Regions from separate parts of the Homo sapiens genome. Here region 1 is linked to region 2. A link is a contact called in ENCODE Hi-C or POLR2A ChIA-PET data. All regions are on one chromosome and are shown on one strand. The core of a region is the stretch at or near the end of the contact, and the rest is flanking DNA. Distances in the headings are between cores, read along the strand shown. Region 1 holds the start of JMJD8 (jumonji domain containing 8). Region 2 holds the start of LUC7L (LUC7 like).

Region 1 (2,652 bases), core at 153-2,652, 450 kb after region 2:
CCTCTCCTGCCAGCCACTGACCTCACCAGCCCGGATGGTACACTCCAGGGGCCGTGCAGACGGTGGCAGGGCTGGGTATGTGTCCCGGAGCCAGGCCAGCGTGGTCTTGTTGGGGTGGAACTCTGGCGTCTTCTCAGGTGGGTAAAGGAACCAGCGCTGGGGGCATGAGCAGCAGTGTCACCCTTGCCCGTTTTGGTCAGCGAGTCCCAAGCCTCAACCCCCACCCCGTGCTGACCTTACGACCGTAGATCACTTCTGAGTACCCGGGTCCATGCCAGTGGAAGGGCACCCCCGAGCCAGCTCCTGTGGGGTTATGAGCACCTGGTGACCAACCCATTTTGTACTCACCGACAGAAGCCTCAGTCCTTCCCAGTCCCAAGAAGCACCCACCTGCGATTCCAAAGCTGTAAGCTGGAGCGGTTCCCAGCAGGCCAAATGGGGGTGGGGAGTAGTGCCGAAAGAGAGAGGCCCACTCGGTGAAGTTGTTGTCCCCGAAGAAGTACAGGGTGTCTGCCAACAGAGACGGCGGGGACAGGGATCCTGGCACCTGGAGACTCCAAGCGTCCCCACCCCCTACCGCCGCCTAGGGCTGCCTCACCATTGCCCAGGGAGGTGGGGTCCTGGGGGTGCAGCAGCTGCTCCACATACTCCTGGAAGGGCAAGTCCACTGCAGGAAAGAGACGGGTCAGGACCGTCTGGTCCAGCCGCCCCGGTGTTGGCAAATGGGCGGGCCCCAGGGGTGAGGCCGCGTACCTTTGTGGTAGGAGTAGGTGTTGGCGGTGCTCAGCCGGACCACTCTGTCCCCAAACGAAGCCAGCAACCTGTCGCGGGAGCACAGGGCCCGGAACCTCTGCGGGGGCGGGGAGGGGACTTAGTGGCCGGGCCCAGCACGGGCGAGAGTGGCCGGGGACGGACGGGCACGCGCTCACCGAGTTGTCCGTGAGTCCCTGCAGGATGACGGGCCTGACGAAGGCGTACCTGGAAAGAAGGGCAGAGTCGCGGCCAGGCCGGACCGCCAGCCTCGCCGCCCCAGCCCCACGCGTGCGCGCGAGGTCAGGGGAAGGCGGCCTTGGGCGGTCGGGGCAGACGGGCCGGTGAACAGGACGCGACCTCCGCGATCAGGGGCGCACGTACTGCTGCACGAACTCCGCGTAGGTGAGGTCGGCCCGACGCTCCACCGTGCAGCGCTCCTCCTCCGCCACGGCCCCCGGCCCGCCCGGGCGCCTGCGGGCACAGCTGGGTCAGCCCGCGCCCCGCCCGCCGCACGTGACCCCACCGCCCGGCCCCTCCCGGGCCGCTCACCACCCGCCGTCGCCCTCCGCCCCGGAGCCGGGTAGAGCCACAGCCGCCAGCGCCCAGAGCGCGAGCAACCGCGACGCCGGCGCCATGAGCCTGCCGCCCTCAGGCAGCCGCGCTGCACGCCGGGAACCTTGGGCCCATCCGCCAGCCATTGGCCGGCAGCTTCGTCGTCGTGGCAACGGCCGGGAACCGGGACGGACCCCGGAAGTGACCTCCTTTGGCCCGCCCCGGAAGAGGCCTCTACGGGAGGCACTGGGAAGGCCGCCCCGAGAGCGACTATGGGCGCCGCCGGTTACCATGGCGACAACCCCGCCGAAAGCCCCCGCCCGCCAGCTGCCCCGCGGGCCTACGGCGAGCCCGCCGCGCTATGGGGTGACACGCAGTGCCGACAGCGGCTCTACTTCCTTTATTGAGGTCTCAAGTTCCAGCCTCCGCCCGTCTCGGGCACAAGACCAGGCGGGGTTCTGCACGCGGCCGCCCGGGCAAGCCCAGCAGATGCCCCGTCAGGAGTACTCGCAGAGGTGGCCGCAGCCTGCGGGACAGTGGGAGCTGCCTTCCAGCCACTTCATGATGTGCTGCAGGTGGCCGCCGTGGCTGCAGCCCTGGCACCACACGAAGAGACCCTTGACTACGTGGTGGCAGACGGCACACATGCTGGCGCAGCGGTGGCACCTGGGGGCGGGCGGGAGGGAGGGTGCCTCAGCGGGGGCTGCTGCGCTGCCTGCAGGCCCCTGCCCCACCTCCCGACCCCACTGCCCCACCTGTCGCAGACCCAGCCCCGGCTGCTCATGGGCCGCTTGCAGTGGCTGCAGTTGACGTGCAGGGTGGTGGAGGCCTGGTTGAGGCAGCTGACGGCGCGGCTGGTGCTCAGCTTGACCACCTCGTTGGACACGTTCCAGAGGCGGAAGCGCTGCAGCAGGTCGATGTAGGAAGTGTACCAGTGCTCCTGGGGGAGGGAGCGCCCGGCAGTCAGGATCTGGGTGCCAGGGGCGGCGCTGCAGGGGGGAGGCCCCGCCCACCACACACCTGGGTCTGCTCGTCGATGTCCTTGCGCACCCGTTCACCCAGGACGATGAGCACAGACACAGCCATCTGCACGTCGCCCTGCTCAGCGTAGAAGTGCAGCATGTCGCGCACCAGCACGCCGAAGAAGTCGGGCGGCAGGCGGCTGTCGTAGAGCGCGTGTGAGACAGACAGGAGCGAGAAGGAGGAGTCCACGGGGGCCAGGGAGGCCACATCCGCCTCGCTGCCGCTCACGTGCGGGGAGTCGGCCTTGTCCTGCAGGTGCTCGGGCCCGGGAGGCGTGTCCACGATCTCGTGGCGCAGCGGAAAGGCCTCCTGCGGCAGCACGCA
Region 2 (6,162 bases), core at 1,882-4,381:
CCTCCGTGAGGTAGCTGTGAAACCTTAAAATGGGGGTGGTCTCTACAGGACTCCTTTTCTCTCAGTGGCGTAATCACCACAGATAACCTTCCACTATTCAGTCTTTTCAAATTCTTACTTCGAATAAATGCACATTATACAAAGCTAGCGTTTATCTGTTTTGTTCATCTGAAGTGAACTTAAAATTGTAGGGTTCTATATTCATTAGATAGCATGTTGATTTCTTGAAGGGGTGGCACAACACAAAACTACAAAATCAATGTATCCTCAACTGATTTTTAAAAACCAAAAAATTGCGGGAAGAAAATGTACCTTGCTAGATCAAAAGTTTTCCACACAACCAACTTGAGGTCAAACAAACCCACGCAGAATCTTCAAAGAACTTCAGGCTGACCTAAAGCATATTTTTTGCTACAGCCAAATTAGAATACTTGCCCTATTTAGTTGTGAATATCTCAGTATAAATGACTTTACAAAAAATCTGGTAACTTTACAGACAGAATTTTACAACAGTGAAATTTGTTCCATAATATAAAATCCTACCAAATGAATAGAATCTATCATTTTAAGGGCATCAGGGATTTCTGCCTGTTGAAGAGTGGAGGATTGAGAAAGGAGCAGTGGCTCATGCCTGTAGTACCAGCTGCTCAAGAGGCTGAGGTGGTAGGATTGCTGGAGCCCAGGAGTTCAAGGCTGCAGTGAGCTGTGATCACACCACTGCACTTCAGCCTGGGCAACACAGAGTGACACTCCATCGCATGCATGCATGCAAACATACATACGAGTGGAGGAACACCTGCCATAATTAAGCCACTTAGAGAAAAAGAGACTTAAGTTAAAACAAAATTCAACATAGAAAAACCGTCACTGCCTATACAGCACTCATGTCAGAGTGTTCCATGAGGTCCCCCAAAATGCACCTACCGTCCCAGCCAGGATGTCATGGGGGCAGCAGTCCAGAAGGTGACTCTTGCAGACACGGTCATCTGTAAACTTGACCCTCTGTCTGGTTTCGTCTCCTGAAATTCATTTGTGGTTTTAAATAAGACAATATTATCACATTAACCACCAAAAAATAACTAGTATAACAATTCACCTGGATGATTTGCAGACTATCATTTCTGTGTTCTCCCCATCAAATGCAATGAAAAGCTGATCTAAAGATATTTACAACTGGAGTGGAATACACATTTTTTTGAGGCTAGTTATATCATGGAGAATCACACTTAATGAGATCTGACTCCATCACTGTACCAAAGAAGTCAAGGAGTCAGACGTAAACAGCTGAGCACCAAAAGGCCATTGGCTCCACATATACATGTGGCAATGAGACTGCAAAACCCAAGCTAATCAGAGGTCCATGAACCACCAAGGGTGACTTATAGAGCTGGTAATTTCCACCAACAAAAGCTACTTATTAATCTAATCTTTTTGTTATGAACAAATGCAGAGGCAGTATTTTGCCCAAAATTGAATGAAGAAGAAAGCTTTCAAACTCTATCGAAGACTGTTAAATAATCTAGATCTATTCTTCCTACGTCCCTTTCGTTCCCACCCTTAAAAAAGAGAGTTGCTACCTGGGAGTCACTTTTAACAAGACAATACCAAAAAAAGCAAAAAAGGAACTAGGTTAGTCAATACACACTGTGAGCTCCAACACATACTGTACCCATCTGCATTCTTCAAGACCTCAGCTGCAGAATTTTATGCCCGCTGTTGAAAAGTGTTAAAGGAAAAGTTTTCTTGCCCACACCTGCAGTAAGGAAGTCGGGGGAATGATACATAAAAGTAAAGGTAAAGTGGTATGTGACAAATTTTAAAGCTAGTCTGTGTATACAACACAGAGCTGTGCAACGCTAGAGGAGGAATATATTTTAGGATTTGCAAGCATCCAGGATTAATGTAGTGTCTTTTTATTGAAAATGTTTTCTTTCTAAACTACACTTTTAAAGTTACTTGTGAAAAAAAGCAAACACTTTTTTGTTATAACAGCTTAGAAATTGGTTGTGACTCACGGCTCGATGAACATGAGGCTTTCTGCAACTCCCTTGCAGATTGATGTAGGCAGGCAAAGATACACTGAACCTTTATAAATAAAATAGAGGGGCCACAATTGTTCAGTTTGTATGAAATAAAAATATGGGAAGCAATTCAAAAGCAACTCAATATACAAAGAAAGCTAAAAAGCACTTATTCACCTATGAAATAAAGTGCAAATAATCTGCACAGCCCTGAGAATGTGCCAGTGTGAACTTACAACTTCATTACTCAGCAGAAAAGAAAACACAAACCACAGCAGGTATATAGTTTTGCAAAGATGCAACCGCTTTCTCCTGTGACAACCATCATGATCTTGAGCTCCTCCCTACACAGTACAACCTACCTAACGACTGTCAAGCGCTGGCTACACAGAGGCTCTCCTGTGTGCTGGGGGGAAGGGGGCAGCTGGAAAAGTACTTGGCAGAAACCCACGTTAGAAAAGCTCAGTTTACGGTTCCCCTTGCAATGGTACAGAACCAGAGCGGGCCAGGTTTTCGAGGCCCATCCGGCTCCCTCGGGTGTAGCTTCTTCCCAAGGAGCCTCGGAAGAGTTCTGCCACCCGGCTGCCAGCGACCTGGAGCCCACGCTGATTCCAGCCCTCCGCCGACTCCACAGTTCGCGGAGGGGCACGGAGCCGCGGCGCCCGCCGGGGAGGAAGTAGCAGGACGGTACATAGGAAGGAGGCTGAAGCCCCATCCATGGCGCAGACTCCGAGAGAGGAGCCCGACCTGGACCCACGGCCGCCTCAGAGACGCACCGGCTTAGACAAAGGCCCGGCGCCTGCGGTCGGAGCGCGGGGGAGGAGGAGCGATGCCCCGCGCAGGCGCAGGCGCAGACGATCGCGGCCCCCGCCTCAGGCCGCCCGGCGGCCTCGCCTCACTCCCACCCCAGACCCTCGCCTGGTTGGCCGCTCTGACTCACCGTCCCGAGCCGTGCCCATGAGCTGGTCCAGCAGGGCCCGCATCTGCGCCTGGGCGGACATGGTAGCCGGCGGAGGCGACGGGGTCGGCCGCGACGACTTCTCTCAGGCAGGCGGTGGCAGCGGCGTCGACAAACGATGGTCGCGTCGGCCTCGAGCCCACTCGGCTCTTTCCCGCCGCGGGGGACGCCGGGAGGAAGTACGACGGCGCCGGCGCACGCCCTGCTGGGAAATGTAGTTTCTGGGGTGGGTGCTTAGGGAGGCTGAGGCTCTGAGTGGTCGCAAGTTGTCCAACGGCGGAACCAAAATCCCAACCCTGATTTTACTCTAGACCCCCAGGACCTCAAACGAGTCTCTACGGAGGGTAAACTACAATAAAATGAAATACAGTCAATCAAAAACAAGATGAATCCGTGCTTTTTCTAAGCTAGCCATGAAACCGTGAGCATATTATTTAGCTCCCCGACGCTCGTTTTTTTAAATCTGTGAAATGAGGGTTCTAAAGGTGCCCCTCATATGATTTTTGTGAAAGTTAAATAAAGCATGGAATTTTATTTATTTATTTATTTATTTATTTAGAGCGAGGGTCTTGCTCCGTCGCCCAGGCTGGAATGCAGTGGCGCGATTACCGCTCACTGCAGCCTCGACCTCCCCGGCTCCTTATCCTCCCGCCTCAGCCCGGCAAAGTATTGGGATTACTGGTGTGAACCACCACGTTTGGCCATCAGTCATGGCATTAATATTAGGTTCTATGATTACAACCTCGTGGTCGTCCTTTTGTGAGCTCATGGTCTACTGTCCCAGGGACTAAAGAAAAGGCATATGTAAGCAGTTATTTTATGTGATAATAGAATTATAGCATGCACTTATGTGTGCATAGTCTGGCATATACTTCTATTATATTAAACCTCTATTATTTATTTATTTATTTTTGAGACGGAGTTTCGCCCAGGCTAGAGTGCAATGGCGCGATCTTGGCTCTCCGCAACCTCCGCCTCCTGGGTTCAAGCGATTCTCCTGCCTCAACCTCCCAAAGTGCTGGGATTACAGGCATGAGCCACCACGCCCGGTCTTTATTTTTTATTTGTTTATTTTTTTTTTGAGACGGAGTCTTGCTCTGTCACCCAGGCTGGAATGCTGTGGCGCGATCTCGGCTCACTGTAAGCTCCGCCTCCCGGGTTGAAGCGATTCTCCTGCCTCAGTCTCCCCAGTAGCTGGAATTTCAGGCGCCCGCCACCCCCTCCGGCTAATTTTTGAATGTTAAGTAGAGACGGGGTTTCACCATGCTGGCCAGGCTGGTCTCAAAGTCTTGACCTCAAGTAGCCAGCCACCATGCCCAGCTGATTTTTGTATTTTCGGTAGACACGGTGTTGTACCGTATTGGCCAGGCTGGTCTTGAACTTCTGACCTTGTGATCTGCCTGCCTCGGCCTCCCAAAGTGCTGAGATTACAGGCGTGAGCCACCGCGCCCTGCCGTATTTTATTTATTTTTGAGACGGAGTCTCCCTCTGTCGCCCAGCCTGGAGTGCAGTGGCGCGATCTCGGCTTCCTGCATCCTCTGACTCCTGGGTTCAAGCGATTCTCTTGTCTCAGTCTCCCCAGTAGCTGGGATTACAGGCACCCGCCATCATTCCCGACTAACTTTTTTTTTGTACTTTTGCAGAGACGGGGTTCCGCCATGTTGGCCAGGCTGGTCTTAAACTCCTAACCTCAGGTGATCCGCCCACCTCAGCCTCCCAAAGTCCTCGGATTACAGCTGTGAGCCAGAACGCCAGGCCCCTGCTCTCTATTTAAAATAAATAAATAGGGTGTCCGTTGGGCTGCTCGGGTCGGATTCCGCGGTGCCAGCCCTTCCCCATGGCCGACCCTGAGAAGTTGCAGGTTTCTTCGCCGCCCCCGCCGCCTCCTTCTCCCTCCTCTTCAGACGCCTCTGCAGCATCTTACCCTGGCAGCCCAGTGAGTTTGGGCTGGCCAGTTCCGAGCAGGAGCAGCGGCCGAACGGTGGACCCGCTGGAGGAAGTGGGGCTGCAGATCGGAGACGCAGCCTTTTCATTAACCAAACTTCTTGAAGCCACATCTGCAGTATCAGCTCAAGTGGAAGAACTTGCCTTCAAATGTACAGAAAAGGCACGTTTCCTTAAAACGTGGCGGGACCTATGGAAAGAAGGCTATGATTCTTTGAAACCTGATGACTAATTTGGCATACTTCGTTGTTTAATAATGACTGCAATAATTCATACTTCTTCTTATGTCATATTTGTACGTGTACCACACGTATAGGATGACCTCTGTCCAGCAGTTCTGTATATACTCAGAATGAATTTTTTCTTGGTTTTCTTGGCTTTTCTGAAAGCAGAATACCGATGCTATTTTTGTTGCGGACCAGTACTTGTTTGTCCTTACATACTTCATGCCTCTGAACTTTCGTAGAATCCTTTATGAAAGTTAACTTCATCAATAGATGGTTAATATTAATAGAGCCACAGGGCTACCAGCAGCAAACTAGGTGGACCATTATTTGTTTTGAAACAAGATGCTAAGCATGGCAGAGTTTGAAGTTGCATTTCATCTTAAGGACCAAGGGAGGTAACTTTAAGGTTGCCAGTGGTGGATCCAGCTCCATTAGGCTACGTTGTCTACAGCTAATGATTGTGCTTCATTCTGTATCCCCAGCACCTAAAACAGGGTCACACAACACTCACTGTTGGTTGAATACAAGAATTAACAAACATAAAAATAAATAAATAAATATAGGCCGGGTGTGGTGGCATGTGCCTCTAGTCCCAGCCACTCGAAGCTGAGGTTGGAGGATGGATTGAGCCTGGGTGGTTGAGGTTGCAGTAAGCTGTGATCACACCACTGCATGGCAGCCTGGGCAAAAGAACGAGACCCTGTCTTGGCCAGGCACGGTGGCTCACACCTGTGATCCCAGCACTTTGGGAGGCCAAAAAAAAAAAAAAAGAATGAGACCCTGTCTCAAAAATGAAATTAAAACTTAAAAAACATGCCAGGCTGGGGGCAGTGGCTCATGCCTGTAATCCCAGCACTTTGGGAGGCCGAGGCAGGCGATCACCTGAGGTCAGGAGTTTGAGGCCAGACTGACCAACATGGAGAAACCCCATCTCTACTAAAAATACAAAATTAGCCAGGCGTGATGACGCATGCCTGTAATCCCAGCTACTCGAGAGGCTGAGGGAGGAGAA

What was found. Hi-C counts contacts between places; a loop is a spot of excess contacts on that map. ChIA-PET counts read pairs that join two places held with the same protein, here RNA polymerase II (POLR2A). Pooled maps may share reads with other maps.
Region 1: a map of naive thymus-derived CD4-positive, alpha-beta T cell shows a loop between it and region 2 (11-fold over the local background). The contact joins the promoter of JMJD8 here to the promoter of LUC7L in region 2. A Hi-C loop is called at or near these places in 1 of 168 maps with a recorded cell type or tissue (naive thymus-derived CD4-positive, alpha-beta T cell), 1 of 37 single-sample maps with no recorded cell type and 10 of 50 pooled maps. POLR2A ChIA-PET finds 5 or more read pairs at or near these places in 3 of 52 experiments (CD8-positive, alpha-beta memory T cell, activated CD8-positive, alpha-beta memory T cell and activated naive CD4-positive, alpha-beta T cell).

The regions. Positions count from the first base shown.
Region 1 is chr16:682,932-685,583 of GRCh38, forward strand. It overlaps JMJD8 (jumonji domain containing 8), which reads right to left and starts at 1,403. Exons shown (of 9, transcript NM_001005920.4): 1 at 1,303-1,403; 2 at 1,135-1,224; 3 at 930-978; 4 at 754-850; 5 at 599-667; 6 at 391-510; 7 at 236-303; 8 at 22-156. The coding sequence starts at 1,388. It overlaps WDR24 (WD repeat domain 24), which reads right to left. Exons shown (of 9, transcript NM_032259.4): 7 at 2,326-2,652; 8 at 2,061-2,245; 9 at 1,691-1,971. The coding sequence ends at 1,803. RefSeq lists a silencer at 1,073-1,382 and an enhancer at 1,783-1,832.
Region 2 is chr16:226,318-232,479 of GRCh38, forward strand. It overlaps LUC7L (LUC7 like), which reads right to left and starts at 3,132. Exons shown (of 10, transcript NM_201412.3): 1 at 2,962-3,132; 2 at 925-1,019. The coding sequence starts at 3,022. It also overlaps the pseudogene C4orf46P1. RefSeq lists a silencer at 2,746-2,975 and an enhancer at 2,808-3,504.